Regions from separate parts of the Homo sapiens genome. Here region 2 is linked to region 1. A link is a contact called in ENCODE Hi-C or POLR2A ChIA-PET data. All regions are on one chromosome and are shown on one strand. The core of a region is the stretch at or near the end of the contact, and the rest is flanking DNA. Distances in the headings are between cores, read along the strand shown. Region 1 overlaps LINC00933 (long intergenic non-protein coding RNA 933). Region 2 has its middle 27 kb from the start of PDE8A.

Region 1 (3,377 bases), core at 325-2,824:
GAAAGCCAAGCAGCTAATGTCAGATGAGAAATGCTTTAAGGTGAGAGTTGCTCATGTAGTCAAAGACCTTGCTGGTGACAATGTAAGTTGTTAGGATTCTCTGAATCGGAAGTTATAGCCAGGGTACTTTGACCCCGTGATTCTACTCCTGGAACTTTTTAGAGTTCCTAATGAGTTCACCAGAGAAATACAAAGTGGAAGTAACCATCTTCCTGGACAATCTATTTTGTTTCTTTCTTGCCTTAAAAAAAAAAAACTAGTTATATATGATTTTTACAATTTTGTATTCTTCTTTTTCCCTGAACATTTTTCATAATATGCTTTGTATCTCTTATTGTTAAAAAAAAAAGTTGGTACATGAAACCCATGGTCGTGGTCATTATAGAAAAAAAAGTAGGCCTGGCACACTTGGCTCACACTTGTAATCCCAGCACTCTGGCAGGCCGAGATGGGTAGATCGCTTGAGACCAGCTTGGGCAATGCAGCAAAACCCCATCTTTGCAAAAAATACAAGAATACAAAAATTAGCCAGGTGTGGTGGCATGCGCCTCTAGTCCCAGCTACTCAGGAGACAGAGGTGGGAGAATTGCTTAAGCCTGGGAGGTCAAGGTTGCAGTGAGCCCTGATCATATCACTATGTTCCAGCCTGGGTGACAGAGTAAGACCCTATCTCAAAAAAACAAAACAAAACAAAAAATGCAGATAACCAAAAAAAGTCACCTTAGAATTCTTTCCTGAAATTACCATTGATGACATTTCTAGACTTTCCTGTGCTTGAGTATATATTTTGAAAGAGTTTATACTGGACAAATGGTCTTTCACTTTATTTATTTATTTATTTATTTAGAGACAGGGTCAGGCTCTGTTGCACAGGCTGGAGTGCAGTGGTATGATCCTGGCTCACTGCAACCGTGCCTCCTGGGTTCAAGTGATCATCGTGCCTCAGCCACCCTAGTAGTTGGAATTACATGGGCCACCACACTGGCTAATTTTTGTATTTTTAGCAGAGATGTGTGTCAGATCCCAGGGTCCAGGTCCAGCCCATGGTGAAGTCTGAGGGGAGTGGGTGGGTGAGCAGAAAGAACAATCGGGGGGCCATAGGCAGGTGAAAGATAGTTTTATTCAGCGGCAGCTCTCATTAACAGCTTTCTTACACTAGCTCTCTTATTAGCAGCTTACTCTTCCACTGTTCGCCTGTCTCAGCAGCTTGAGCCAGCTGCCCCTACACATAGCTGCGCAGCCAGCTCTCTCTTGCCTTCAGGGTCAGCAGCTTAACTCCTTCTCTCTCTGGGCATGAGCAAGCCCAGCTGTGTCCTGGCTCCCTCCCATCTGCCTGCAAGATGGACAGCTTTGGCTCTCTCTTTCTCTGGGTGCCAGTGTGCTCATCATGTCAAGCCATGTTAAGCCAAACTGAGCCAAGCCCCGAAGAGCCATGTCTCTTATGCACGGCATCAACAGGGCAGTTATACCTTTTACAGACAATAGTGGCATAAAGCCAGGAATGAACTTACACAAACAGGTTATATTACAAGTGGAGCTGTGTGCTTGCACGCCAAACTCGTGAGTCACACAGGCCTAGATATCCACCTCGGCCTATTCCTTGACCAAAGCACATCTATGTACCTTACTATGTGGTTTTGTATGTTGGCCAGGCTGGTCTCAAACTCCTGAACTCAAGTGATCTGCCCGCTTCAGCCCCCAAGTGCTGGGATTACAGGTGTGAGCCACTGCATCTGACCGGAAAGGATGTATTTTTGCTCAATTAGCAACACTTCTGGGTCTTTAATGTCTTTTCTATGGCTATTTGATATTCACTTTATAGAGAATTAATGCCTGTATTGTTGGACATTTAAGTTGTTTCCAAGTTTTCACCATTATAACTGTATTTGTGTGTATATATTATATTCTTGCCAGGCTGTAAGCTTTACTAGCAGAGAGGAAATTTTAAAGCTTTAAAAGAACGCTGAGCTAGATCTAGCTTCTGGCTCTGTGTGTTTATTGACCAGTGGTGTGCCTTGAGAAACCAGAACTCTCTGAATTTCAGTTTTGTCTCTGTGTAAATGAAGAAGGTTGTAATAAAAAAAATCTCAAGTTTCCTTCCAGGCTCTGATCTTCTCCATGTGATTCTGATAGTTACCTCCTCTGCAGAAAGCCATTAGGGTAACGGCACTGAGAATCTCAGGGTTCTGAAAGGGGAGATCCATGTGCCATCACCATTGATAGTTGTTTTTTGCAAAACATGTTTTGCTTGCCTCTATTGGTGTGTTGCTTTTAAGTACGGATTTTTTATTTTTATCACCAGGCAGCCCCTGCAACATTTTTGGCAAAAAAATCATTCTCCCATAGCAGATTGTGCTTGTGACTTTGGGCCATGATGAGGCCATAGTCTGGTGTCAATGTGGGGCAGCAATAATGACACACCTCATCCTGCTGTAAGGCCTTGTTGGAGGCTCTTTGCCTAGTCTCCAGGCAAGGGGCAGCTGCCCTTCTCTTAGCAAGGAAAGAGGGCTACTTCTTTTAGCCCAGAGCATTCCGTGGAAACTGGAGGCTCAAAGTTCTCAGATGTATCCACTTAAGTTTCCCCATACCAGCTATCAGGATCCTATTCCTCTCGTCTTGTCTCCTCCCCTCCCCTCACTTCCCCTCCCTTCCCCTCCCCTCCCCTTTATTTTCTTTTCTCTTTTTCTTTTTCTCTCTTCCTTTCTCTCTTTCTTTCTTTTTGTGATGGGATCTCATTCTGTCGCCCAGGCTGCAGTGCAGTGACGTGATCTCAGTTCACTGCAATCTGTGCCTCCTGGGCTCAGGCGATCCTCCCACCTCAGTCTCCTGGGTAGCTGGGACACAGGCAGACGCTACAACATCTGGCTAATTTTTGTATTTTTTATAGAGATGGGGTTTCACCATGTTGCCCAGGCTGGTCTCAAACTCCCGGGCTCAAGTGATCCTCCTGCCTCAGCCTCCCAAAGTGCTGGGATTACAGGTATGAGCCACTGCACTTAGCTCTCCTTTTCCTTAAGTAATTCTAAATAAAAACAAGACTAAATCATAAAATAAAATGTGTGTTTTTGGGGAAATGACACAAAACTTCCATGACACCTGACATTAAAATAGTTTATTTCTCGATTTCCTGCTGTGTGCATGTGTGTGTGTGCACCCTTGTCATTGGTTGACGCCCTATGTGTGTACTTGCTATAGCTACTGGGTCAATCTGCACAATGTCTGACTCCACAGTTTCCAGCAAACAAAAACTCTATATGGCCTAATTTTCAAGCAGTTGAGATTGAAGCAGCAGTCTCCTTCTGAATTTAATTTGAATTAAACTGCCAGGCCGTACTTGTGTGGGAAACTGACAATTTTCAGCAAGAAATTTCCAGGTG
Region 2 (3,849 bases), core at 1,081-3,580, 380 kb after region 1:
GCCAGAGTGTGGCCCGATGCTGCAGTCTGGGACCAGGGTCCTCCAGGTAGGCCCAGAACCCAGAGGTGAGAAAGTCTAATGGCTGGTATGGAAAAGACAGGGCCTCCTTCTGAAAAGTTCCGTAACTCGGTGAATCATCTTCAATGACTTAAACTGTTAGGAGTCTCAGGAAGTTCATGTCAAGAGCTCTCAACAGCTGGTGGGTTTTATCACTTAGAGGTGTGTCACTGTAATTAATTGATTCCTTTATAACAGTGGAAAGCCTGAGCCAGGTGGCTCACACCTGTAATCCCAGCACTTTGGGAGACTGAGGCTGGAAGATTGCTTTGAGCCCATGAGTTCAAGACCGGCCTGGGCAAGATAGCGAGACCTTGTCTCCACTAAAAATTTAAAAATTAGCCCAGCATGGTGACAAGCACCTGCAGTCCTAGGAGTCTGAGACAGGAGGATTGCTTGAGCTCAGGAATGTGAGGCTACAGTGAGCTGTGATCACACCACTGCACTCCAGCCTGGGTGACAGAGCAAGATGCAGTTTCAAAAATAAATAAGAAAAGTAGAAAAATATAATAGTGAAAGTACTGGAGTTTATGAATGATTTACCTCATTTGTAAAAAATGTATAAATCAGAGGGGTATATTACTTAGGATTCTTTTGGTTGCAAATGACAGACAACAAATCAAATAGCTTAGGAGAAGAGGAATGTATGGGCACCAGGAGGGATGAGGGTGTAGCTGCAGGCAGCTGGGCCTGGGGACTTCATGACTCTAGGGCTCTGCCTACCGCTGAGTTCCTGCTTTTGTTGTGTTTGTGTCTTCCTGCACTGTGACCTCCTTCTACTGAATTGGATTTCTCCATAAGACTGGACCATGGCCATCAGAAAATCATGGGTTCATATATTAGCTTGTTTTCCTGATAGCTAGTTGTGGCAAAGAAAGCAAACCTCCAAGAATGTGATTGATCTGTCAGGGACGTGTGCCCTCCTCCAGACCCATTGTTGAGGCCTAGAAAATGGGATAGGGTGATCAGTGTGGCCTGGCTCTTCTGCCCACCCCTGAAGCAATCACTGTGACCAGGGAGGTAGAAGCTGGCAGCTCCTATTTGAACAGAAAGGGAAGGAGGAGCAGTTTCCCACGAGATCGGGGGTGTTGTTTCCTGATGAAAGCAACCATTCTTTCCATTTATCTATAAAGATTTCAAATGATAGCATATCTTCAAAAATCTGAGATAATAGAAATAATGGAAATGTAGCGCTTGAAATAATTTAGGGAAAAAGGGACTAACGTTTTCTGAATGCTTATTGTGAGACAAGTTATTTGCATATGCTGTCCGTGTAATCCTTAAAAACAAACAAACTATGTGAGGTAGATATTATTATCCCCATTTTACCAACAAGGCAACTGAGACGTGGAGAAGTGAAGTGGTTTGCTCAAGGGCACACAGTTCAGCGGCTGAGCCAGGTTTTGAACCCAGTTCTGTTTGGTTTTAATGCCAGATACTTAACCATTGTAGCACGTTGGCTTCCTCATTGATCTGCCTAGTAAACAGGTATATGATATGTGTAAAATACTTTACATTATTTTTATTTTAATTAATAATACTGAGTCATTGTGGTATTTTTATGACATGGCTGCAAATTTTCTAACACTCCTCCCATGAAGCAGTCAGATCTATGTCCTCTCCCTGTTAATCTGGGCAGGCTTGTGACTGCTTTGAGAAAGACGGCATGGTAGGAATGATGCCATGTGACTTCTGAGGCTGGGTCATGAAAGCCCAGGCAGTTTTGGTCTTGTTCGCTGGGACACTCACTCTTAGCACTCTGACCCACCACAAAGAAAGAGTTCTCCCTGCTCTGTGGCTGCCACGCTGTGAGGAACCCAAGTCATCTGGAGGAGTAACATGTAGGCACCAGGTCAACTGTCCCAGCTGAGCCCAGCCTGCAAGTCATCATAGCCCAAGTGCCAGACACGAGCGAAAAAGCCTCTGGGTGGTTCCAGCCCACAGCCATTCGAATCTTCCCCACTGAGGCCTCAGACATCATGGAACTGAGACAAGCCATCCCCTTTGGTGCCCATCTAAATTCCTGAGACAGTGAATCCGAGAGCATAATGGATGGTAGTGGTTTTATGCAACGGGTTTGGGATGTTTATTCCATAGCAACAGATAACTGGAAGAGCCTCAGAACAGCAATCAAAGATGTCTGACCGTGAAGCATCTGGAATACAAGAAGATGAAACTGAGGAACGCTTTGCATCAGTAAAGTAGCAAAGTCATGATTTTTCCCAATACAGAAGCTCTTGGAACACTCGCGCTGCAGTCTCCCTTCTTCCACCAGGTGGGGTGGATGCATTGGTGGCTGCCTCCACAGCAGTTCCTCACGGAGCAGTGGAAGACTGGGTTTCTTTGGTTCAGCGGGACTGTGGCTGACCCCACCCCAGCTGGGATCCCTGGCTGCGAGGCTGCAGAGCACAGAGCCCCAGGAGGGCTTCGTTTTGGCTGCTGCTGGGAGCCTCTCCCTTTTGTGGGGGAGGTCGGTGCCTCTGAAGGAGGATAGAATCTGAAAACATATTCTCCTGGCAGGCTCTACCATCCCACTGCACTCCTATCAGGGTTGTGGACAGGAGGAGTCACTCTCTGTGTAATGCAGCCCCCTAGGTGCGGCTCAATTTTCCCTCCCATTGGACCTGAGGTAGGGGCATTGACCCCAGCCTTCCTGATCAAGGGATAGGATCCACAGCGAACCCCCAACTTCCTCCTTCCCTCTCCACATTTCCTTTTTCCCTTCCATTCAAATCAAAGTACAACAGATACTTGATTTTTAAAGTCAAATGGTACCATAGTTATATCAGCAACAATAACAGGAAAACATTTCGGTAATTCCCTCCCCATCCCTGACTTCTCCCCTTCAAACTCTTTCAGTCATTTCTGTTACTTACATCCATATTTCTAAGTAATGCATCCATACTGCTATTTTCTCAAATTAGTGATTTTAGATAGTGCCTTTTTACTCCCCATTACAGAAGATGAAGCATTAACTCTTTCATACCACCCCATATTCCATTTGTCCTCCCTTTCTCCTCCCAACATGGTAATATACAACTTTCAGAAAAAGCTGTATTCCATTAATGTGTTTCTGTCTGATTATGGCTATAAGACTTGTGCATTGGTGAGCCATGGAGCATATTATCATTACATTTCCTATCTTGCGCATTTTTCTCTCTCCCTTCCTTCCTTCCTTCCTTCTTTCTCTTCCTTCCTTCCTTTCTTTCTTTCTTTCTTTCTTTCCTTCTTTCTTTCTTTCTTTCTTTGTTTCTCTTTCCTTTTTCTTTCGACAGGGTCTCACTTTGTCACCCAGGCTGGAGTGCAGTGGCACAATCATGGCTCACTGCAGCCTCAACCTCCCAGGCTCAAGAGATCCTCCCACCTCAGCCTCCTGAGTAGCTGGGACTACAGGCGCACACCACCACACCTGACTAATTTTTACTTTTTTTTTTTTTTTTTTAATAGAGATAAGGTCTTCCTGTGTTGCTAAGGCTGATTTCAAACTTCTGAGCTCAAGCAATTTTCCTGCCATGGCCTCCCAAAGTGCTGGGATTACAGACGTGAGCTACTGCACCTGGCCTCTTGCACATCTTGTTCCTTCTGAACATATCACCATAATTCTTCTAATTTAAGACAGTAAGATGTGCCATTTTTTATGTACCACTAAGAAAGAACACTCCCAACTAAACTGTGACACTCCATTGTTTGTAGGATGCATCTCCATATCAGAAATGTTAAAATGTGAAAAATTTATGCATTTTCAAATCCATATACCTTGTTTTTTTGTTTTTGTTGCTTAGATTTCTTTTT

Evidence for each region. Hi-C counts contacts between places; a loop is a spot of excess contacts on that map. ChIA-PET counts read pairs that join two places held with the same protein, here RNA polymerase II (POLR2A). Pooled maps may share reads with other maps.
Region 2: a loop to region 1 is called in a map of aorta, with 4 times the contacts of the local background. The contact joins two enhancer-like sites. A Hi-C loop is called at or near these places in 2 of 168 maps with a recorded cell type or tissue (aorta and right cardiac atrium) and 12 of 50 pooled maps. POLR2A ChIA-PET finds 5 or more read pairs at or near these places in 2 of 52 experiments (A673 and PC-9).

The regions. Positions count from the first base shown.
Region 1 is chr15:84,578,082-84,581,458 of GRCh38, forward strand. It overlaps LINC00933 (long intergenic non-protein coding RNA 933), which reads left to right. Exons shown (of 4, transcript NR_038274.1): 4 at 1-2,100. Among named protein-coding and RNA genes, the nearest start is that of LINC00933, 9.1 kb to the left of the region's middle. Within about 2 kb of position 1,575, at least 6 of the 41 ENCODE cell types and tissues checked have a DNase peak (open chromatin) inside an H3K27ac peak, as active enhancers do.
Region 2 is chr15:84,953,186-84,957,034 of GRCh38, forward strand. It overlaps a transcript of SLC28A1 not described here. Among named protein-coding and RNA genes, the nearest start is that of PDE8A, 27 kb to the right of the region's middle. Within about 2 kb of position 2,331, at least 3 of the 41 ENCODE cell types and tissues checked have a DNase peak (open chromatin) inside an H3K27ac peak, as active enhancers do.